Linked DNA regions of Homo sapiens: regions 1 and 2 are each linked to region 3. A link is a loop called in an ENCODE intact Hi-C map of the cell type or tissue named here. Cell type or tissue: sigmoid colon. All regions are shown on one strand. Links, peaks and the distances in the headings refer to the core of each region. The heading gives the core; the rest is flanking DNA.

Region 1 (8,514 bases), core at 210-8,209, 260 kb after region 3:
AATACAGATTCAATGTTACTCCTATCAAATGGCCAATGCCATTTTTCAGGGAATTAGAATTTTTAAAATTCTAAACTGCATATGAAACCAAAAAAGGGCCTGAATAGCCAGAGCAATTTTAACCAAAAGAATAAATCTGGAGGCATCACATTACCCGATGACTGTACTATAAGGCTATAGTAACCAAAAAAGCATGGTACTGGTACAAAAACAGGTACATAGACCAATGGCAAAGAATAGAGAATTCAGAAATAAAGCCACAAGTCTACAGCCATCTGATCTTTGACAAAGTCAACAAAAATAAACAATGGGGAAAGGACTCCCTATTCAATAAATGTTGCTGGGATACCTAGCTAGCCAGATGCAGAAGAATGAAACTGGACCCCTACCTTTTACCATATACAGAAATTAACTCAAGATGGATTAAATAATGTAGTACCTCAAACTATAAAAATCCTAGAAGAAAATAATGTAAATGCCCTTCTTGACATCAGCTTTGGTAAAGAATTTTTGTCTAAGTTCCAAAAAGCAATTGCAACAAAAACAAAAGTAGACAAGTGGAACCTAATTAAAGAGCATCTGCACAGCAAAAGAAACTATCAAACAGAGTAAACAGACACCTTACAGAATGGGAGAAAATATTTGCAAACTATGCATCCAACAAACGTCTAATACCCAGGTTCTATAAGAAACTTAAACAATTAAACCAACAAAAAACAAATAACCATATTAAAAAGTGGGCAAAAGACATGAACAGACACTTCTCTAAAGAAGACAAACAAGCTGCAAATAAACATGAAAAAAATGCTCCACATCACTTATCATCAAAGAAATTCAAATAAAAACCACAAAGAGATATGATCTCACACCAATCAGAATCACTCTTATTAAAAAGTCAAAAACAACAGATGCTGGTGAGGATATGAAAAAAAGGGAATGCTTATACACTATTGGTGGGAATGTAATTTAGTTCAGCCACTATGGAGAGAAGTTTGGAGATTTCCCAAGGAACTTAAAACAGTTGCTGTTTTCCAGCAACCCTGTTACTGGGTATACATACTTGACATATATCCATAAAAAGACAAATCTTTCTACCAAAAAGACACATGCACTCATATGTTCATTGCAGCACTATTCATAATGGCAATGACATGTAATTAACCGAGGTGCCCATTAACGGTAGATTGGATAAAGAAAATGTGGTACATATGTACCACAGAATACCATGCAGCCACAAAAAGAACAAAATCATGTCCTTTCCAGAAAATGGATACTGCTGGAGGCCATTATCCTAAACGAATTAATGCAGAAACAGAAAAACAAATACTGCATATTCTCACTTATAAGTGAAAAACATTGGGTACTCGTGGACATAATGATGGCAATAATAGACACTGGGTAACTTTTAAAGTGGATGGGAAAAGGGGGTGTTAAGGATTGAAAAACTAACTATTGGGTACTGTGCTCACTATCTGGGTGATGGAATCATTCATATGCCAAACCTCAGCATGATGCAATATACCCAGGTAACAAATCTGCACATGTAACTCTTGAATCTAAAATGAAAGTTGAAATTATTAAAAACAGAACGAGTAGAAATAAATAACAGAAAAAATAGAAATTAATTTTTAATATTAACTAGTAATTTACTATTAATTTAAACATTAAATAATTACTTTAATATTAAATAATTAAATATTACCAATTTAATATTAAACACTAATTGAATATTAATTATTAATAACAATTTATTATTAAATATTAAAGTCTTAATAATAGGAAATCGAGACTTGTGGACAGGAAAGAAAAGCACTGGCATTATTGATTTTGGTAAGGCAATATAGGATAATGAAGTCAACTGGCTAATCATGTTGAGTTGAACCCCACTTCACTGATATTTTGTAAAGGAGGTTTAGGTTGGGAGAAGCATGCAGATTTGATATTAAAAGCTTAAGAAACAGAATTATATAATAGGTTGTCATGTGATAAACTTATTGATAGAAACCTGAAAATATGATTTTCCGCAATAAAAATAGTAGGTGGGAATCATCTACTTTCTTACTACCTTTCCCTGTTTGTTTTGTTTTGTTTTGTTTTATCACCAAACAGACTTTTTTAAACTTTTATTTTAGATTCAGGGGGTGCATGTTCAGGTTTGTTACCAGGGTATACTGCATGATGCTGAGGTTTTGGGTAAAAATAGTCCCATCACTGAGGTACTAAGCATAGTATGCAAGAGTTTGTTTTTAAACCCTTATCCCCTCCTTCCTTCTCCCTCTGGTAGCCCCCAGAAACTACTGTTGCATCATTATGTCCATGAGTACCCAGTATAAGTACCCACTTATAAGTAAGAATATATGGTATATGGTTTTCTGTTTCTGCATTAAATCATTTAGGATAATGACCTCCAGATGCATCCATGTTGCTGCAAAAGGACACAATTTCATTCTTTACTATGGTTGCATAGTGTTCCAATGATGTATGTGTACCACATTTTCTTTATCCAATCCACCATTGAGAGGCATCTAGGTTGATTCCATGTTTTTGCTATTGTGAAAAGTGCTGCGATGAAAATGAGAGTGTATGTCTTTCTGGTATAAAGATTTATTTTTCTTTTGGATATATACCAAGTATATACAACCAGCATTAGGGTTGCTGGAAAATGGTAACTGTTTGAAGTTATTTGAGAAATCTCCAACTGCTCTCCACAGCAGCTGAACGAATTTACATTCCCACCAACAGTGTATAAGCATTCTCTTTTCTTCACAATCTCACCAGCATCTGTTATTTTTGAACTTTTTAATAACAGTTATTCTGCATGGTGGTGATTGTATCTCATTGTGGTTTTGATTTTAATTTCTTTGATTAGTGATGCGGAGCATTTTTTTCATGTTTGATAGCCACTTGTTTGTTTTCTTTTGAGAAGGGCCTGTTCCTGTTTCTTTTTCCCACTTTTTAATCGGGTTATTATTATTTTTTGCTTGTTCAATTGTTTAAGTTCCTTATAGATTCCGGATATTAGATGTTTGTTAAATGCATAGTTTGCAAATACTTTATCCCATTCTGTAGGTGTCTGTTTACCCTGTTCATAGTTTCTTTTGCTGTGCAGAGGCTCTTTAATTTAATTAGGTCCCACTTGTCAACTTTTGTTTTTGTTGCAATTGCTTTTGAGGACTTAGTCATCAATTCTTTCCCAAGGGCAATGTCCGGAATGGTGTTTCCTAGGTTTTCTTCCAGGATTCTTATACTTTAAGGTCTTACATTTAAATATTTGATCCATCTTGAGTAAATTCTTGTATATGGTGAAAGGTAAGGGTCCAGTTTCAATCTCTTCCATATGGCTAGCCAGGTATCCCAGCACCAATTATTGAATAATCATTTCCCCATCTGTTATTTTTGTTGACTTTGTCAAAAAATCAGATGGCTGTAGGTGTGCAGCTTTAATTTTGGGTTCTCTATTCTCTACTGTTGCTGTACCACAGACTTTTTCTAAGCCCAGCTTAATTTTTGACCCTATTCACTTTGGTTTTTCCTCACTCTACAGTATCATACGCTATTTTTTAAAAAAAGTTTGGTATTTCTGTCTTTGTATTTACAAATATTTAAAGTTAATGAAAAAAAATTATCCTTATTCCAGGTAAATAACCAACAATCAGGAGAGCAGGTATAAGGAATAACCTAATAAATCATAAGTTATTGGTCAATTGGGTTTCATAAAGGTAGGTTTCTTCTTCAAGTGGTCAGGAAGCCAAGGAAGAAAAACCAAACAGATATGATAGCCTAACTTGTTGATTAAGTCTTTAAAAGAGCTTTTCACATATCTTTCTTTCTTTTCTTTTTTATGTGAGACAGTCTCACACTGTCACCTGTGCTGGAGTGCAGTGGCGCGATCTTGGCTCACTGCAACCTCCACCTACCGGGTTCAAGCGATTCTCCTGCCTCAGCCTCCTGAGTGGCTGGGATTACAGGCACCCACCACCACACCCAGCTACTTTTTTTTTTTTTTTTTTAGTAGAGACAGGGTTTCATCATGTTGGCCAGGCTGGTCTCAAACTGCTGACCTCATGATTCCCCCATCTCGGCCTCCCAAAGTGCTGGGATTACAGGCATGAGCCACTGCACCCAGCCAGTTCACATATCTTTCATTGGAACAAATAGTCTCATTTAAAAGGTCAGATGAAATCATGCAGAAAATAATAGAAAAGGTTGCAATGCATACCCATATACTCTTCACCTAGCCAACTGGTAACATCATGCCACATTTGCATTACATGATCCATTTTCGTCTCTCTTTACACACACACATACCCTATAAACGTAGGTGGTAGCCATCTTGTAGCGGTAGTTAGTGGTAGCCATCTTGTAGCGCTTTAAGCAATTAGCATTTTATGCATTTCTAAGGACATGCCATTATTAACCTGTGAATTCTAAAACCCAAAAAAGTTTTCTCTACATACTGCATTTAATTGTGTTTGTATTTTGTAAATATTTAAACGTGATTATCAACTAACAAAAAATTTGAAACATTCCATATGTTCAATAATAGAAGAATAATTTGGTAAATTATGGTATATGAACGTAGTGAAATTATTAGAGTTTAGAATATACCATAGGTCGTTTCAAATAAAAAATAACAAGAACATACGAAAATGATACATAAAGTATATTATCAGCTTTATATATTTTAATGTGTGCTGGGACAAGCCCCAAACCTTCAGATAAGAAATTGAAAATAATATTAATTACACATACACACACAAACATGTACACACACTCCAAAACAGCTACCTAATTCATATGGTGTAGAAAAAAACTTTCAACATAAGCATGGCCTACAAATACCCTATTCCGGCTGGACATTTACCACTCTATATCCTTTTAATTTTGAAAAGAAGATGTAGGAATAGGATTATTCTTATTTTCATGACACATAAGACTACACTTTGTTGCTACACTTTTGATTGCATTGTCCTTCTGTAATTTATTGCTTCCTTGGTCTATTGTTCTTTATGTAACTGCTAATTGCCTAATGAATTTATCTCATTCATACCTTGCTTTCAATTGCCTTGTTTCCCAGCAAACTACATATATCCCATTATATGCTTGAATCAACCCTCTACTATCTTTTCACCATTTCATTTTTCTGTTTTCAGCCACCTTAGCAGTAGTTATTTTAGAATCGCCGTAACTAAAGTAAATCTTCACATCTTTGTTTGTAATTGAATATTGAGGGTGAATAATAGAGAAGATTAGACAGGATAATTGTTGAGAGGACTTAAATTCACGTCTTGAAAAGTTTAAAGGAATGCCATTGCTCTTTAATATGGGAAGTTGAAGGTATGCCATTGATCTTTACTACAGATTTCCACAGTTAGAGGTTCTGATTCTGGGGGCAAATTTGGGGCCTTAGAAATTACTTTTGCAAATGCCTCAGTTAATTTTTATGTCGCTATTCCATAAGCTACAATTTGAAAATGAGGCCTACCGCATTAAGCCACTAAACCATGCACAACAGCAGATCCCCTCAAACTTTAATGTGCATGCGAAACACTAGGTTTCTTCTTTAATTGCAAATACAGATTCTGTAGGTCTGTAGTGGGGCATTAAATTCAACATTTCTAACAAGCATCCAATAGATGCAGTTGCTGGTGGTCTGCAGGCCACACTTTAAATAGCAAGTTGTTGCTGGGAACTGGAATTTACATAGATGAAGGTATCAAAGACACTTGCTGGACTAGAGAAAAGTTGCAGACCTGTGGGAAACATTTTTCATAATCTGTTAACAGGCCAGAAGTTCCTCTTTTGGCTTTTATACTGAATTAATTTGTCAATATGTATCCTATGGTGTTAGAAGAACACTTTGACGATACGTATTTATAAAATAATTGGAGTTAAATATTAATTTTTCCAAATTGACTAATATGGTCTTATCAAAATTACTAAATGATAACTCTGAGGCATTGTGAATAAAGTACTGTGTTTGTTTACTAAGCCTGCCATAACAAAATACCACTGACTGGGTGGCTTATCCAACAGGAATTTATTTTCTCACAGTTCTGCAGGTTAGAAGTCTAAGATCAAGGTGTCGGTAGGTTTGGTTTCTCTGGGGCCTCTCTCTTTGGCTTGCAGATTGCTGCCTTCACGTGGTCCTTACTCTGAGTGTACGTATCCCTGGTGTCTCTTCCTCTTTTTGTAAGAATACTAGACATATTGGATGAGGCCCCACCCTTAAAATCTCATTTAACCTAAGTTACCTCTTTGAAGGCCTTATCTTCAAATATAGTCATATTAGGGGTTAGGGCATGAACACAGGAATTTTGGAAGGAAACACTTTAGTCCAAAACAAGTATATGTTAATGAATTTGAATCCAGAACAGATTTTATTTTTAAATATTTTATTTGCTTTGAAGGGTCCTAAATACAAGAAACTTAAGTTTACACTGTATTATGGGCTGAATTGTGTTCCCCAAAATTCACATGTTGAAGCTCTAATCCCCAGCACCTCAGAATGAGACTGTGGTTGGAGTGCTAAATTAAATAAGCATGAGGCCATTCACCTAGGGTTGTCTGTGTATTTTGAGTTCCTATACAACAAACTGCAACCTAACTAGTATGTAAATAAACTGAACACTAATTTGGAAGTATAACACATAGCTAAGTTTCAGCCAATTACAGGCAGCCAGCTCATCACTACATATCCATATAAGGTATATGCCTTGCTATAGCCAATCAGGTGAGTTGTCACCTTTGAGTCTGTGTTCAGCCTATAAAAAGCTCCATGTTCACGCTGCTGGGCAAACCTTTCTGAACATCTGGTTTCAAGTGCTGCCTGATTCATGAATCATTATCTGTTCAAATAAACTCTGCTAAATTTAATTTGTCTAGTTTTTCTTCAAACAGGAGATAAGGCCTTTAAAAAGGTAACTAAGTTAAAATAAGGCCATGAGTATGGTTCCTAATCCAATTTGATGAGTGTCCTTATAAGAAGAGACACCAGACAAGTGTGAAAAGGCAGCAAGAGGGCAGCCCTCTGTAAGCCAAGGAGAAAGGCTACAGAGGAAACTAACCCTGCTGGCATCTTGATCTTGGAACTCCAGCCTCCACAACTGTGAGAAAATATTTTCTGCTGTTTAAGCCACCCAGTTTGTGGTGTTTTGTTTCAGCCTCCGTAAAAAACTAATACACACTGATTACATCTACAGGAAATAAAAGTCAATGCAGAATATTTTAATAACACACAGCTTTTATCTTCTTTCATACTCAGTGAACCACACTGTATGCATCTCTTTCACATCTCATGAAAAAAACATTCCCAAATACACGTCCAAACACTGTTGAATGCACTTAACATAAGTTATTAATATTATATCCCAAACAAGCTGAAGAAAAGATCACTTATAATGCAATTCCAAAAGTTGTTTTCACTTCTAAAACTCCTAGAGTTTCGAACTGTCATTAACTCAGAACTAAACAGTTCAGGGTGGCAAAAAATTTTAAATATTTGTTAAAGTAGGAATATAATTGCAATTAATTAAAGATTGCCTCTAACATTAAAAAAAAAGCCTTACCTTTGTTTTGGGTTCTAGAATTTTTACTCCATAAATTGATATTTGCAACTCCACTTTAGGAATTTTCTGGCCTTCAGATTTCTTGATATGTCTTGCAAACTACGAATGAAAAATTATTCACAAAGCTACACTTCTATTTCTATAAAGAATGAACAAAAATAAATATACATTTGGAGTTCATATTCAATTTCAGACTTTAATTAAGTGAATTTTTGCCAAGTATAAAGCATTTTATAAAGATAGTCTCAATATATTTAAAAATCATAGCAATCAGCCATTATAATTCACATTGATTTTCAGCAAGTTTTTTAAATTAAGATTTTTAATGCACTTCTTTCATGGTATTTACAAAAACGTATTCATACCAGACAGTTGAGAAAACTCAAAATACTTTGTGGGAAGATATGTAGAGATCAGTTTGTTTTTCTGTGAATCTTTTGTTGTTATTATCTTCAGAGAATTTGCAGTTCATCAGCTGTTGAATATGCCCTCTTTGCCATTTTTAGATACTTACCTAGTTTGGAACACTATTCTATCCAACCACATCAATAAATAAAAAGAAGCAGATTACCATTTCCAAACTGAAGCTAAGAATTGAAGTAATTATCCCAGCTGAAAGACTCAGGTATAGAACTAGACTCAGTCTAGAACTACAAATATAGTGAGTATCTTGAAAGCACAGTTTTTTTTTTCAATACTTTCATAGTAGTATTTATTATACTTTCTCATTGAGTTAGTAGGTGTATGTAAATGCTTGTTCGATTCTGTTATAAAATCAAAAAGAAAACCAGAATACTCATGTGCTTAGCAGATGGAGTCTCTGCCTCTCTCCTAGCATTGCTTAATTTAGTGGGGGAAAATTTCAGGAGCCCAGCTAAACTTGAGTATTAAACAATTAATATTCTTTTTAAAACTTTAATTTTAAAATATAGGCACAAACACAACA
Region 2 (8,514 bases), core at 103-8,102, 620 kb before region 3:
TGTGTCATTTTGTGAGTGTAATTTTCTGTTGAAACAAAAACCTACGGTGATTTTCAGACAAGAGAAGAAAGTATATCTCTAAAGAAGGATAAATGCCATGGAGTGAAAAATTTATAAATGAAACTTCAAATAAGGGAATGAATGGGTGCATTTTTCAGGTAAATGACTATAGTCACAAAAATTATACTTGTAATCAGACTGTGGACACACTACCTATTCCATTTTGCTTTGTTTTCAGGCTGGGTTTCTGCAACCAAAGTCAAGAGGACCAGTTGAATTAATAATTCAGTTCATTATATCAAAAAATTTGACAGACTCACAAATATATCTGGATAACTCAGTATAATGTGGTTAATTGATCGTGTTCATATTAAATGAAGTGCCTTTCATCACTATCAGCCGCTGTTCTACATGAGACCAACAGAATATTAGTGATGGTGATTGTATCCTGTATGACTTTTAGCCAGTGTTTAGAAAGATGGTGTAAAGTAAGGGTGATAGTAAAAAGATAAATTAGTACATATAATTTATGTTATTTTAATATTTATTAAATTCCAACCTAAAACATGACTATTAATGGTCACCATGGCCACTGAATTTTATTCTCTGAGTTGCTTTCCTTTTTATGATTCATATCCTGTGGTCTTCAGACCAGTATTAAGAATTAATAGTCACAGAATGTTTTGAGTCTGATTCTAATGTAGTATGGCAACTCTATTTACATATTAATGCCATGTATGTACTTTCTTCCCGCATCACACCATCTGAGAGGCAGAAATCAAAACTGGGTGTATGGCCAAGCACTATGGTTTATATTTAATGGGCAGTACAGTAATGTCTGTGAGACTGAATTAATTTGCTTTTAGCTTCAGTTCCAGCTAGAGCCTCTGATTTCAGATAACTTATTATTTTTACTGAAGTTTTGTATTCATATAGGATTATCCTTCACTTACTTGAAATGGGTCCTTTGCACTAAACAATTGGATAAATAATACAGCACAATTTCTTTGCAGCCCCAGATTAGAGAGGATTTCATTTTGATCTGTAAATCAAACACACAAATCTAGGTCAAGGATGGCCAGGTAAGCAGAGCCAGTCAACTCAATCTTGGTTTGAACAGCCTGAAGTAATGCAGTCTACTTTCACTATCAAAAATATTGCATCCTCAGTAAAAGGTCTTTCACTTGCCATAACGAGGTCTGGAATTTAAGCTGCTGTTACTGGAAAGGCAGCCTTAATATTTTTATTTTCCCAGAAAATGAAAAACAGAGAAATTCTCATTTCCTGACTACAGGTCAACTGTTAAAAATGTCTTAAAACAAAGGAAATGGAGCCTGGTTTTGTTCAGTACAACAGAGCTAGTAAAGAGGAGTTGTCTTGCTGCAGTATTCCTGCAAGTTAATTTATTTGTTGCTTTAGAAAGAAATTCTATTTCCATTAAAATTATGTCTCTGGGTAGGTGATTCATGAACAGAGGACCTGGAGATGGAATCAGCCTCTTGAGTCTATTTACATTCTTAATCATACACAGCTGCTGGGACGATGGAGCATTTTGGTTTTTTCAAAGGCAGAAAGAGTCTTATCTTTTGCCATTAAAACATTAAATTGGTCACATTAAAACAAAGCCAAATAATGTAGTAACTTAGAAAACTATGTTTTGAAGAAGGTAAATGTCCCTTTCAATGTGTAGGGAACCTCTCTTTAGGTATTCTGAGCTCAGTTTTAAGAACATTTTTAAAACCTCGCCTGTGATTCAAAACAGCTGTAGCTATGTTTTGAGTGATGTAAACACTTCCCTCCACCTCCCCCATATTCTTAAGCTTTCCAGGCTCAAGGCAAGGGATTTTAAAACGTTGCAGTTTCTTCTTATCATGTACTTCCTACATCATTTACCTTTTTAACTAAATAGCACTTTGTAAAAAAAACCTTTACAGGTATGGAGTTTGGATGCTTACTTGGAGCAAATTGCCTAAAAATAGTGAAAAACATTAACCATTTTATTGAAAATTTAGTATAAGCTTAAAACACCTTCTGAGATACAGCCACTAACAAATCTTCATATGCATGTCCTGTTTGGAATGAACTTGGCCAGTACAGACAGTATAAGTTAATACATGTTAAATAGATATTTGAATGAATATTCAACATATTCATTCATCAACTGTTTGAATATTCAAACAGGCAAGCCAATTAGGTTTCTTTTTCCTTTTAGTTTATAGGAAGTGATCCTTCCAGTTTCTTCAGCACCTATAAATTACATCTCCATCTCTCTCAGTGCTTTTGTGATGATTTCTCTGTGTGTACTTTGTCTCAACAGTGTTAAGACAAGAGTTTATCTTGCATCATCATTGCTGAATTTCCCACACCTTGGAAACTCTAGTAACAAATTAATAGCTGCTTTTTGGCATTTTGTATTTGAATAACATCATGTTCAAGAGGCTTTTAATGTATAAGTCGGTCAGTTTAAAACAATTTTCAAGTAATTTTCCTAGTTACATGGCTACAGGTCAGATCTGTGTCAATCATGTTTAGTTATAGAACTTTTTCCAGATAGAAATTTTCTCATAAGAGCCAAAGAAGTACATTTTCTGGTGAAGCTTAGCAGGGAGAAGAACTTGATTTTAGAATAAGGAGGGGTACAATGTTAAGAATATAATTTGTGGCAGGAAAAATACACTAAAACCAGTTAACAATTTTAGCAATATATGCTTTTTGATGATCTTAGACATTTCTAAACATAAGCCAACTTTTAGTAGTGTCTTATCCCAGTGATGGTATTATCCCAAAGATGGAGTCTACCACTTCTTCATGTATTTGTGAAATATGCTGTTACCAAAAATATAAAATAGTAGAAGAAATATATTTTAAAAGCATCAATTTCAAGTTTTCAGCAGTATAGTATAAAAACTAAAATGAGATTAAAATTAAAATTCTCAATTTCCAACACATGTTTGATAATGATATTTTTCTGTTACTTGGAACTTATTTTATTTCTGTTATTAAATTTTATTAGTCATTCACTTAGTAAAAATTTAATCTTAGCATTTGGAAATGAGAAAATTAATTACTGTTCGGGAATGTGCTTTGATAGCTGATAGGTGCTATCTATATATTTTCCTTTAATCACTCCATGAAGTGGTTGCAAAGACTCTAGAAAGAACTAACCTACTCATATTAATTGCTTTAAATAGAAAACGGGGATTTTAAATGATGCAACAGATTAATTTATTAGCCTAAAACAAAGTTCCTAAAGGATCACAAATGCTGACTAAGTCTTGACATGGGTTTTACACATTGTCAGAAGAACCCTGGGACAATAGAGATATTTGACTAAAATGTGCTATAATTCCATATTGGGTTCATGGTTATTCATTCTGGTCTCACATGCATTTTCCACTGTGAGCATGACATAAATCATGTGCAATAGTCGTATTTTTGATTTAGCACAGTTTTATGTTGTATACCTCTCCTTTGTATTTTTAACCTAGTTCTGTTTGGTCTGTATTTCCTGCATGCTTCCCCAGTGGCCAATACGCAAAATAGTCTACAGAATGCAATAATCTTAAACAAGTTCTGTGACACTAAACTTGTTAAAAGGTAATTTAATTAGGCCAGGCACGGTGGCTCACACCTATAATCCCAGCATTTTGTGAGGCGAGGTGAGCAGATCACTTGAGGTCAGGAGTTTGAGCCAGCCTGACCAACATGGTGAAACCCTGTGTCTACTGAAAATACAAAAATTAGCCGGGTGTCATAGCTGGCACCTGTAATCCCAGATGTTCAGGAGGTTGAGGCATGAGAATCACTTGAAGCCAGGAGGCGGAGGTTGCAGTGAGCCAAGATTGTGCCACTGCACTCCAGCCTGGGTGACAGAGCAACACCCTATCTAAAAAAAAAAGAAAAAAAAGGCATTTAATTAAAAATAAATATCTAATGTCACTATTTTTTTAATGTGTTTATTTATTTTCATTCAATTAATCCTAATATTTTTCCAGTTAGCAATAATATTGATAATAATGGTTAATGCCTATAAAGAACTTTCTGTGTACCAGGGAACTACTTTTATTGGATTATCTGATTTACTTCTTATAGATACCCCATAAAATAGGTACAATTATCATTTTGTAGGTGAGGAAATTGAGGCATATGGATATCAAATGATTCATCCAAAATCACATAGGTAGTAAATGGCAGAACCAATATTTGTACTGTGTCTCCAAATGTCCCTCAACAGGAGAGTGGATAAACACATCGTAGTATATTCATACAGTAGAATACTACTCAGCAATATAAATGCTGAACCACTCATACATGCAACAACATGGATTGTGGTAAGTAGGATACTAGCTAGCCTTTAAGATTTGTACCTCTGGATGTATGAGTCCTGTATAATTTTCTCGAGTAGGGATAGAACCTGTGAATATGAGACATTACTTTTATTAGTTAGGGTTCTCCAGAGAAACAGAACCAATAGGATATATGTGGATGAGGAGATTTATTATGGGAATTGGCTCGTGCAATTATGAAGGCTGAGAAGTCCCATGATCTGCCAACTGCAAGCTGGAGAACAGGAAAGCCAGTGGTGCAATTCAGTCTCAGTTTGCAGGTCTGTTATAACCAGGGGAGCGAATGGTGTAACTTCTGGTCTGAGACCAAAGGCCTGAGAATAAGGAAGTTGGGAGTGGAGTAGAGGTGGGCAGCTTCTGATGTAAGTCCTGGATCCAAAGGCTCAAAACACAGGAGCGCTAATGTATCAATACAGGAGAATATGGATGTCTAAGCTCAAGACAAAAGATGGAATTTGCTTTTCCTTTGCCTTTCTGTTCTATTCAGGCCCTCTTTGGATTAAATGATGGCTACCCACATTGGTGAGGGTAGATCTTCTTTACTTAATCTCTGATTCAAATGCTAATCTCTTCCAGAAATACCCTCACAGACATACTCAGAAATAATATTTTACCAGCTTTCTGGGCATTCCTTAGCTCAGTCAAGGTGACACACAAAATTAATCATATCACTCATGTGATCATGTTACATTTAAATGACAAAAGAGAGATTATTATGGGTAGCTCTGACTTAATCAAGTGAGTCCTTTAAAAGAAGAGCTGGGCCTGGCATGGTGGCTCATGCCTGTAATCCCAGCACTTTGGGAGACTGAGGTGGGTGGATCACGAGGTCAGGAGATTGAGACCATCCTGGCCAACATGGTGAAACCCTGTCTCTATTAAAAATACAAAAATTAACTGGGCATGGTGGCACGTGCCTGTAATCCCAGCTACTCGGGAGGCTGAGGCAGGATAATCGCTTGAACAAAATACTGGCAAACCAAATTCAGCAGCACATCAGAAAGCTTATCCACCACAATTAAGTAGGCTTCATCCCTGGGATGTAAGGTTGGTCCAACATACATAAATCAATAATTGTGATTTATCACGTAAATAGAACTAAAGGCAAAAGCTACATGATTATCTCAATAGATGCAGAAAGGCCTTCAATAAAATTCAACATCCCTTAATGTTAAAAATTCTCTATAAACTAGATATTGAAGGAACATACCTCAAAACGACAAGAGCCATATATGACAAACCCACAATCAATATCATACTGAATGGGCAAAAGCTTAAAGCATTCCCTTTGAAAATCAGCACAAGACAAGGATGCCTTCTCTCACCACTCCTATTCAACATAGTATTGGAAGTTGTGGCCAGGGCAATCAGGCAAGAAATAAAGAGAAAGAAATAAAGTGTATTCAGATAAGAAGAGAGGAAGTCAAAGTATCACCATTTGCAGATGACATAATCCTATACTTAGAAAAGCCCACGTCTCAACCCAAAAGCTTTTTAAGCTGATAAGCAATTTCGCCAAAGTCTCAGGATACAAAATCAATGTGCAAAAATCACTAGCATTCCTGTACACCAATAACAGGCAAGCCAAGAGCCAAATCACGAATGAGCTCCCATTCACAACTGCCACAAAATGAATACAATACATAGGAATGCAGCTCACCAGGGTGGTGAGAAATCTCTTCAAGGAGAGCTACAAACCACTGCTCAAAGAAATTAGAGATGACACAAGCAAATGGAAAAACATTCCATGCTCATGGATAGGAAGAATCAGTATCATGGAAACGGCCATACTGCCCAAAGCAGTTTATAGATTCAGTGCTATTCCCTTTAAACGACCATTGACATTCTTAACAGAATTAGAAAAAAATATTTTATAATTCATGTGGAACCAAAAAGGAGCCTGAATAGCCAAGAAAATCCTAAGCAAAAAGAAAGAAGTTGGAGGCATCATGCTGCCAGAATTCAAACTATACTATAAGGCTATACTATACTATACTATACTATAGCCAAAAGAGCATGGTACTGCTACAAGAACGGACACATAGACCAATGGAATAGAATACAGAATCCGTAAATAAGACTGCACACCTGCAACCATTTGATCCTCAACAAACCTGACAAAAGCAACAATGGGGAAAGATTCCCTATTTAATAAATGGTGCTGGGAGAACTGGCTAGCCATATGAAAAAATTGAAACTGGACCCCTTCCTTATACCATATACAAAAGTTAATGCAAGATGGATTAAAGATTGAAATGTAAAACACAAACCTATAGGCCGGGCACAGTGGCTCATGCCTGTGTCTTGGCCCCTTTGGGGGCTGAGGCGGATGGATCACAAGGTCAGGAGATCGAGACCATCCAGGCCAACATGATGAAACCCCATCTCTACTAAAAAAAATTCAAAAATTAACTGGGTGTGGTGGCACGTGCCAGTAATCCCAGCTACTCGGGAGGCTGAGGCAGGAGAATCACTTGAACCAGGGAGTCGGAGGTTGCAGTGAGCCAAGATCGCACCACTGCACTCCAGCCTGGTGATAGAGCGAGACTCCATCTCAAAAACAAACAAAAAACTGAAACGACAACAACAAAAACCTAAAACTATAAAAACCTTATAAGAAACCTAGGCAATACCATTCAGGACATAGACACGGGCAAAAATTTCATGACAAAGATGCCAAAAGCAATTGCAAGAAAAGCAAAAATTGACATGTGGGATCTAATTAAAATAAAGAGTTTCTGTGCAACAAAAGTAACCAGCAACAGAATGAATAGACAACCTACAGAATGGGAATTTTTTTTTTGCAATCTATTAATCTGACAAAGGTCTAATATCCAGCATCTATAAGGAATTTAAACAAATTTACAAGAAAAAAACAGCCCCATTAAAAAGTGGACAAAGGTCATGAACAGACGCTTCTCAAAAGAAGCCATACATGGGGCCAACAAACATGAAAAAAAGCTCAACATCACTGATCATTAGAGAAATGCAAATCAAAACCACAGTGAGATACCACCTAACCCCAGTTAGAATGGCTATTATTAATATTAAAAAGTCAAAAGACAACAGATGCTGGTGAGGTTGTAGAGAAAAAGGAATGCTTTTACATTGTTGGTGGGAGTGTAAATTAGTTAAACCATTGTGGAAGACAGTGTCATGATTCCTCAAAGACCTAGAGGCAGAAATATTATTTGACCCATCAACCCATTACTGGGTATATGCCCAATGAGATACAAATCATTCTATTATAAAGATACATGCACCCGTATGTTCACTGCAGCACTATTCACAATAGCAAAGACATGGAATCAACCTAAATGTCCATCAATAATTGACTGGATAAAGAAAATGTAGTACATATATGCCATGGAATACCATTCAGCCATAAAAAGGAATGAGATCATGTTATTTGCAGGGACGTGGATGGAGCTGGAAGCCATTATCCTCAGCAAACTAACATGGTAATAGAAAACCAAATACTTTCTGGTCTCACTTATAAGTGGCAGCTGAATGATGAGAACACCTGGACACATAAGGGGGACAACAACACACACTAATGCCTGTCAGAGAGTGGGAGGAGGGATAATGAAGGACAGCCTCAGGAAGAATAGTTCATGGATGCTGGGCTTAATATCTAGGTGATGGGATGATCTGTGTAGCAAACCACCATGGCACACGTTTATCTATGTAACAAACCTGCACATGTACCCTTGTACTTAAAAATAAAAGTTGGAAATAAGAAAAGAATGACTCGGACAAGGAAAGTGATGGCCAAATAACAGCAGACCAGAATTTACAAGTTACTCTGATACATAAAGCATCATAGGAAAAACAATCTGCAATCATTTTAGTTTTCCTAGAATGATACTTCATCCTCTGAGAGTTAGTGAATTATAAGGATACGATTTTTAAGAAAGCCAAAGGACTCTTGCCAGCTTTGATGTTTCCCCTTTACACGTGCAGTTTATGTTTGCTTTATTAAAATTATATTTTCAGTCCTTGTATAATTTTAATCATTGTTCCTCAGAACATTTGCAAAAGGAAATATTTCTGCTTGACCAGTGAGATATGCATTTTGTCAGTATCATATCGGTCATGTCTATTGGTGTGCTGTTTTGGGATCACCAAAGTTTCTAGAAATGCAGTACCAACTAATAATTAAAATAAA
Region 3 (8,514 bases), core at 364-8,363:
TATTGAATGGATTTTTTCCCCAGTCCAGAATGTAAGACCAACACCTTTATTCTTGTGTTTTAAGATTGTTTAATTAGTACACTTCCTTTGATTTCACATATAAATATAATCACCCTTTCAACTTCCAGTAGAAAAGCCTTGCTGAAATTCTGGGTAGCATAAACTGAATCTATATTTCAATTTGGGGAGATTTTACATGTTAAAAATATAGAACTTTTAAAATCCATGACCGTGGTGGGCCTCTCAATCTGTTTATGTCTTCTTTATTTTCTCTCAGCAAACTTTCGCAGTGTTTAGTGTATAGGTAACATCTCTCGGATTTTTTTTTTTTTTTGAGACGGAGTTTCGCTCTTGTTGCTCAGGCTGGAGTGCAATGGCATGATCTCAGCTCACTGCAACCTCCGCCTCCTGGGTTCAAGCGATTCTCCTACCTCAGCCTCCTGAGTAGCTGGGATTGCAGGCATGTGCCACCATACCTGGCTAATTTTGTAGTTTTAGTAGAGACGGGGTTTCTCCATGTTGGTCAGGCTGGTCTCAAACTCCCGACCTCAGGTGATCCACCTGCCTCGGCCTCTCAAAGTGCTGGGATTACAGGCGTGAGCCACTGCTCCCAGCCAAGGGATCTCTCTGAATATTTAAAACTTCAGAAGTGGGTTGTAAACCATTCTGCCAGCTGCCAAAGGAGAAAGGTTTTTATGGTCCAGCTACAGTATCACAGAATAGGACAAAGAAGTGTGGATTTGGAGCTGAGAGGCAATAAATCAATAACCTGGCACATGCCACTACTATTTAACTTTGTAATAGAGGTCCTACACAGTGTAATGAAGCAAGACAAAAAAAATAAAATGTGTAAATATTGAAAATCATGGAGCCAAATTTTATTTACTGATAATTGACCTGTTTCCTGAGATATCTACCAAGAAAAAAACCTACCTAATAAGTGAATTTGACAAGTTTTCAGGATACAATGGTATTAAATTGAATTTTATTTGCATATACAAGCACCAAATAATTGGTCATATTAAACTAAAATAATTCCACTTTAAATGGCATGCACAACTGCTAAGTAAAGACACCTGAACTAGCTAACTAGTAAATAAGACCATGTGGAGAAGAAATCAGTCATCCACATTCTGTATAAACTTCCTACATGTGAGACCAACAGGTGAATTGCTCAGACAACACTCCCTTTTCCTCAACTCCAACTGTGGAGCCATAGAATTATGAGCAAAGAATATGGTTTTTATTTTAAACAACTAAATTTTGGGGTGGATCACTACACATCAATAGATAAGTGATAGAATTCTTTCAGCTGTTTTGTGCAAATTCTGATTTCTTCTTTGACTCTTGGGTTGATTAGGAGTGCATTGTTTACAAATAATTGGGAGATTTCTAACTTTCTTCCTTTGTAGTCAGGGTTTGTACTATGAATGATTTCTGTTGTTGAAATTTATTCAGACTTGTCTTATGGCTTGAAATATATATTTTTAGTGAATTTTTTTTCTACTTAAAAAGGATATTTATTTTGTAGTTCTTTGGGATAGAGACCTTGTATTTTAATTAGTTCAAGTTTATTGTGTTGTTAAATTATTTTGTATCTTTACTAATTTTGGTCTACCTATTGTAGAGGTGGTATTTACATCTCTGATGATAATTTTACAAGTTTATCGATCATCTCTTTATTTCAATAATATTTTGCTTTATATATTTTAAGAACTGTTATTCCATATAAATATGGAAGTATCAGCCCTGTACTTTTTAGGTAAATGTATAATAGAAAATATTAAGTAAGTTTAATTATTGAGATATAAATACTTCAGTCTGTGCTGTTCTCTCTTTTTCCTGTTCAACTACTAAAATCAAAATAATAATACAATAGTCACTATAAACTGCCAGTCTTCTTTGTGTCACATATTTTATACATTGTTTATAATTATTACATTTAAAAATAGATATTACCCTTCCTATTTCATAACGTAGTCAATTTATGACATGTAATATAAGGTAAACAATGTTACAGGGATTTGAGTGAGCAAAAATTTGTCTGAATCCAGAAGTCTTCTCTCAATGTCCATGACTACAATTAGTTCCATTGTATTTTCCAATGCATGTTTAAATATCTTACATTCAGCCATCATTGACTATTGTTGAAGTTGATTTTTAATCATTTGTTGCCTGAACTTCAGAAATCCTCTTAAGATTAATCATCACCGATTGTCCAGACTGAGCTCTAAATTGCCCATGCCTATCATAGCATGTTTTCCAATTCATCACTTCTTGAACTGTCACAAACTATAGTATTACGAAAAGTGTTGTATTTCATTGTAAATGTGTGAGCTAATATGTTGGGTTTTAATATGTCACTAGTTTTAGCTTGGGGACCAGTTTGGCACACATGTAAAATTTTACACAGATGTGTTAATTCCTCTAAACATTTTAATTTATTCCTAAAGCTTGTATTTGTCCACAATAGATTTTCTCTTAAAACAATGTTTTTAGTATCATGCCAAGTGTTAGCTTTAAGGACAGCCAGAAAAAGAGAAAATAATTATGTAAACTAAATTTCAACAGCATTTCCCTGCCTTTTGAGATCAGTAAGATTGATTCAATGTATTTTCCACTGAGTTCAACCTGTATCTCAAGAATTTTCAAATTTCATCAGAATTTATGATCACTTTCAGCTCTTAAGTCCTGCTTAGTGTGAATCAGTTTAGGGATAATCTAAATGTCCAATATGTATTATTATGTTTTGCATTATATTGTTTTAGATGTGGATCACTATACTTTTTCTTAGTTATGCCAAACTACTTATAGAAACTCTTATATGTGTAAAGGACTACTGAGTTATAGGGGATGTAGAGATTTACACTGCCAAAAGGCTCAAGATGTAATATTCTATGTTAGATATTGATGTTCCTAAAGTTCCCTCTCTCCTTCCAAATCTTGGGCTTCAGATTCCGATCATGTAGGTTAAATCATCTTTTGTTGATTACTCATGTTTTTAGTTTCTCTCTCCAAATTCCTATTGATTTCCAAATACAAAGCAGTTTAGTTGTGTCTCTTGACATGGGCAGAGTTTCTCTTGCCCTTAAAGTCTTACTTTCCACTTCTAAATACCTTCCAAGATGTTTTCCTCCACAAACACAATATCTTCCTTAAAAGATAGACCCTGCATCAGTTGTTAAGCTAACACATCTTTCTCCTCACTACAAATGTATCACTATTGAATTTCTCTCCACAAGTGTGAAGATGGCTGGAGTAGAAATTCTGGCATTGCTTCTCATCACCAGAAGGAAAAATTCAGGTGAGCTCTGTCAAAATGGTGGGTTGGCTATGGCACTCATTTCTCAATCATAAGATTTTAGGCCAGGACAGTCTACTCTATTAACATAGTCTGAAGAAGTGATCTTTCCTTTTACATTTATAGAGTCTTTTCTTACTAGTGATAATAGACATGCTGTAAAGTACCTCATATCCTAAAACCTTTAGTTTTAAGTATACAGCGAACAACTTAATTTAACTTCTATACAGCATAGACAAAATATATGATAAGTGACTATGTCATTTACATTTAATGGATTGGGAAATGTTATTTTATTTAAGGAAAGTTCTTCTGTAAAAATGTGTCTTCTTTGACATTGTTATGTGTCAGCTAACTCACATTTTCAAAGCTGGAGTGCAGATATTTCTGAGTATATATATATATATGTGTATATATATGTGTGTATATATACGTATATATATGTATATATACGTATATATGTGTATATATACGTATATATGTGTATATATACGTATATATGTGTATATATACGTATATATGTGTATATATACGTATATATGTGTATATATATACGTATATATGTATATATACGTATATATGTGTATATATATACGTATATATGTATATATACGTATATATATGTGTGTGTATATATATATATTTGGTTACACATAATACTATTCCTGTCATTTTCTTCAAGAGTTCAAAACTATTGTGGAGTATTTTTATTTTATTGTGTGTACTTCTAAATTCTCACTAGAGTTTTACTCTCATGACAGTCATAAATTGCTGGTTCTTTTTCATGGGAGAGGGTAAGATTTCCACAGGGAATAGCTGCCTTAAAGAAGTATTTTACATATTAAGAGTTCTTAAAGTAATTTTAATTAGTCCCTCCAAAATTATTTTTCCTTGAAGCTGTTTGTTTAGAAAAATTTGGTTCTTGCTTTTTAGCATTAAGCTGTATAGATTTTTAAAATAAACCAAACACATAAACTTTTTTCTCTATCTTTCTTTCTTTGTCCCTTTTATTATGAAATGCATTCTGTGCCTATCCAGCTGTGCTGGCTGTGTGTCAGTAATGTGAGTCACTGACCAATGTTCTCCCACACATGAACAGGAACTAACACAAAGAAAAATAAAAGATACAGCTCTTGGATTTTGCTTACAGCCAAACATTAGGGAAAGGAGGTAATTGTGTTATTTCAATGAAGTTTGATTAGACATATTTCTTTGTATTTGTGAATGACATTGCTATTTTCAGTTAGTTGTAGGAGATTAATGTGATGGAACTGCAATTAGAAGAGAAATGACACTGAGAGATCTTTTAATTATATTTTAGCTAGGAAATCCCTTGACAATATCAGCAAACATTTTTACTAAAATGACATGAAAACAAAACATCAGTGATAAAGTGAAGACTGAATATGGGTTTCTTAAATCCATAAATTCTTACAATAGCCGACCTAATAAATATTCGTCTACTTCTTTCTGTTTTTTCATGTCTTTCTATGTGTTGATTAGAATTACAGGATCTGAGAGCTGGGTATAATCTTATAAGTTATATGGTGAAATATTTTAGAAATAATAGTCCTAATTTTTACAGATAAGAATACCAAGTTCCAATAATCTTAAAAGATTTGGCCATTCCCATACAGATAAATATTGTCAGAATCATCAAGTCTAGCATTTAGTCTCATGATCTTGTCTACTGTGATTTCCAGTACACTCCCTTTATTACTCCCCTCTCTTTTGCTGTAATTATTAGCAAAGATCCTTAACTCAGTGAATTGATGGTGGCTGGCGTTTAGCTATTCCTAACTTGTCTGATAATTAAATAAAATTGTCATTTGACTCATGTCACCAATTTGCACTTGCATTGGAGGTAGATTAAACACCTGGGTTAAACCATATTTATGGTACACAGAAGGTTCTAATTAAAGAGCAATTGCACTTCTCACTGCCAAACAAAAGAGAAACAGATTCACAAACATATTCTCATGCCTCGTAGATGAGAAAGCTTTAATAAAGTCAGTTGGCTGAAACAGTACTTTTGTTTCCCCTGTCTCCCTAAGGAGGAGAAGGGTGAGAAAGAGTCCAAGGGCAAAAGTGAATCTGAGGATGAAGATATGCCACGTTAGCTCTTTGGAAACACACACACACACACACACACACACATTCATTTCAGATCTCAGAAAAGCAACACAGACATAAATCCTATTCTAAAAGTTCAAAAAATTTACCTATCTCTGCAAGAGTCTCCAAACTATAAGTTGAATTTTTCTACTTACTTTAATTACTTTATGAACATTTTTGAAAAAAAGATAGTAATTTTGCTTCTCATAATGTGAGCAATGCTGCCTAGAGGCAGAGCTACTTCTGTGTGAAGAAAGGGGACATAGGTCCGTTATGACGTCTATGTAGTTATGTAAAATCACATATATCCATGATGCATACTTTGTATGTCAATGAGTTTAAATCAATGTAGAATTCTCCTTTGAGAAGAACCTAGCATTCCTGCAAGTGACAGGTATTAAAAACCTTGTTACAAACCCACTTTTTCTGAACATGTTATGAACAGTGAAATGCCTGCTCTTTATCTTGTGAGCTCAGACGATTAAGTATCGTATAAATATTGTTGACCACGTGACTACTGTTATTTTTGACTCTGACTCTGTAGAGCTCAAATGCTAACTCCATTTACTGAAGCCTCTTCTGGTAAGGGTTCTGGAAAATTTCAAGAGCATGCAATAAAAAACAGTGATGAACTTCCTTAGGAATGCAGTTTTACAAAGTTGTCATGAAAAAAGAAAACCTACTGGAGCTGGGAAAATGTTGTAAAGTGTGGTATAAATGTCTATCCTACGGAAGAAAAGGACAATGAACATTGCAGCCTTCCTTTTTGTTCTCTTTAATCTCAATTTAAAACCATGTGTTAGGAAACAGAGAGTGGAGAAATGGGAAAAAAAAAAAGAGAAATGGACAGAGACAAAAAGAAAAACTGGAGGGATCTGGGGAAACGGGGAAAGAGGAGAAAATTCTGGAGCTAAAAGTAGCTTTTTGTGATTGCAGCTTTTTGACCTGGGGTATTGCCTTTTGATTTGGAGATCACTTTGGCTTGGGAACTCTGACAAATGAAGTTGGTACACAGAGATGGAAGCAAATGGATCACTGCCAAGGATTTATTTTCAACTCTGGGCTCAAAGACAAAAAGCTAGGAGCCTGTAGATATGTTCATATATTTGTTAGCCTAGTTATTAATGACAAGGGCGCTCAAAGCTCTCAGTATAAAGTTTGGGTTTGAGTTTCCCCTGTTTCAACTATAATTAACTAACTCCTCTCACTCAGACCAATATGAAGTTTGGGTTTGCGTTTCCCTTGTGTCATGTGTAATTAACTCCTCCCAGTCGGGCCAGTCCTTCACTTCCAAGTGACTCACTTTTATTTCAGATGATTTCCTGGCTACCATTCTTTCCCAGAGAAGATTATCATTTCTTAGAAATTCTGAGTAGAGAAATAGAGATTATGCAAACACAGAAATGCAAATTCATGTCAAAAGAGGAGGGAAAAATGTAAATTAAAAAATCACAAAGCATTGTCTGTATATTCTTTCCATCTTATGTCGTGACAAAATTTACTTCTGGTGAATGTTGTTCTTGTATTTAGGGGAGTTAGTAGGCTTTTCAGTTACAGAAAGTGAAGCATCTACAGGGAAAAGTTAAGAAAATACACTAATTCCCTGGATAGTGAAGTAAAAGGTATTAACCTTGGAGAGAGAATGTTTTGGTTTTGTTTGATTTATTCCACAAATTACTGTTTAGTGGGGTGGGGAGTAGGGATGGCGAGTAGTGGGCGTTGTTCAGTTCTGAGTGACCAGGCCCCAGAGCCACCAGAGGAAGCTTATACCTAAGGAGAAGGACAGGCACAAAAGAGCTCTCTTTTATGGGCATGACCAGAAAACTTAAGAAACATGATACCTATACCCAGCTTTAGATTATTTCATGTCCTATGTTGTGATTCTCCTCCATCATCTCCAAAGGCTTCAGTGCCATCAGACACACACGATAGCTGTGTGTTAATAGAGCCTTAGGGACGGTTTACGTTCCAACTTGGGACCAAGTGGTAAAGAGAGAGGACAACACCCGGCATGAGCAAATGAGCAATGAGGCAGTGGTGATTAAAGAAAAGCCAGAAGTTCAGAAGAGAGAGGAGTGAACAAGAGAAAAAATATGTATCTCCGTAATCCCTGGAATTACGGCCAAGGCTTCTGGACTTGATACAATTACATTAGATGAAAGCAAGAGGATTTGGAACATTTGGGTTACATAGGAAAATATATTATCCAATCATTGAAGGATGCTTGGAAATTAAAATTAGAACCCCTAAATATTTACAAATTGTGTTTCTAAGGTAATATACTTCGAGTAGTTTAAAAAGCAAATAATTGTAATCTGAGAAGACCGAGAAGATGGAAGAAGAAAGAAGGTGACCAAAGAGATAAGGTGGTCTCTGTTGCCCATCTGATGTGATCATGGTATGGATGATTATGTTGCTGGGGAAAAAATTAAGGGCTGGTTTATGTCAGTCTCTGAACTTCAGACATGTGTTTAGTCATCTAAAAGTGATGGCTCGGTACTGTCCTCAAGAGTATCATTAAAGGACTACACATATTTTAGACTTATTTCCCAAGTATTAAGCCCAGCATCCATTAGCTATTCTTCCTGACTCTTTCCCTCCTCCCACCCCCAACCCTCCAACAGGCCCCTCTATGTAACAAACCTGCACATCCTGCACATGCACTCCTGAACTTAAAATTGTAAATAAAAAATTCAAAAAATAAAAAAATTCATTTTCATGTCTTTTAACCGTTCATGGATATTGAATAACTGAGAAATATTAGAAATGTGAATCTTTGATCTTTAAGAAAAAAAGAATAGCTGGCAATCAAACTTTATAGAGCTCTATTTGTTATGAACAAAGAATCAAATACTATATTATCTTTATATATCTAGTTTAAGCGAGTAATTATGTTAGTATGATTTTATGTAGTTGATTTGAATAGGCTATAAGTTTCTAGAAGCTGGCTATATATTTATCCTCTTGGAACCCTAGAGTGTCTTCTGTTTAATAGGCTATTGAATAAGTTTATTAAGTTAAGAAATTCAAAGAGAAATCTTAACATTTGAATTACTTGAAATCTTAAAAATATTATGAAAACTTAGAAAGATATATTT

Evidence for each region. Peaks named below come from ENCODE experiments on the same cell type or tissue, not always from the same donor. Only the 100,000 strongest peaks of a DNase experiment are listed, where the experiment ranks them.
Region 1: a loop joins it to region 3, with 4 times the contacts of the local background. A loop is called at or near these places in 12 of 110 quality-filtered maps.
Region 2: it touches region 3 in a loop (3-fold over the local background); 3 of 110 quality-filtered maps call a loop at or near these places.

The regions. Positions count from the first base shown.
Region 1 is chr2:188,528,250-188,536,763 of GRCh38, reverse strand. It overlaps GULP1 (GULP PTB domain containing engulfment adaptor 1), which reads right to left. Exons shown (of 12, transcript NM_016315.4): 6 at 7,569-7,667. Among named protein-coding and RNA genes, the nearest start is that of MIR561, 240 kb to the right of the region's middle. In sigmoid colon, for the core only: no CTCF peak of the experiment used is centred there; no DNase peak of the experiment used is centred there.
Region 2 is chr2:189,400,625-189,409,138 of GRCh38, reverse strand. It overlaps a transcript of COL5A2 not described here. Among named protein-coding and RNA genes, the nearest start is that of WDR75, 37 kb to the left of the region's middle. In sigmoid colon, for the core only: no CTCF peak of the experiment used is centred there; no DNase peak of the experiment used is centred there; H3K4me3 peaks cover 793 bases; H3K27ac peaks cover 213 bases.
Region 3 is chr2:188,784,653-188,793,166 of GRCh38, reverse strand. DIRC1 (disrupted in renal carcinoma 1) reads left to right here and starts at 3,044. Exons shown (of 2, transcript NR_161166.1): 1 at 3,044-3,304. In sigmoid colon, for the core only: no CTCF peak of the experiment used is centred there; DNase peaks (open chromatin) are centred at 4,366 and 6,666; H3K4me3 peaks cover 2,083 bases; H3K27ac peaks cover 1,401 bases.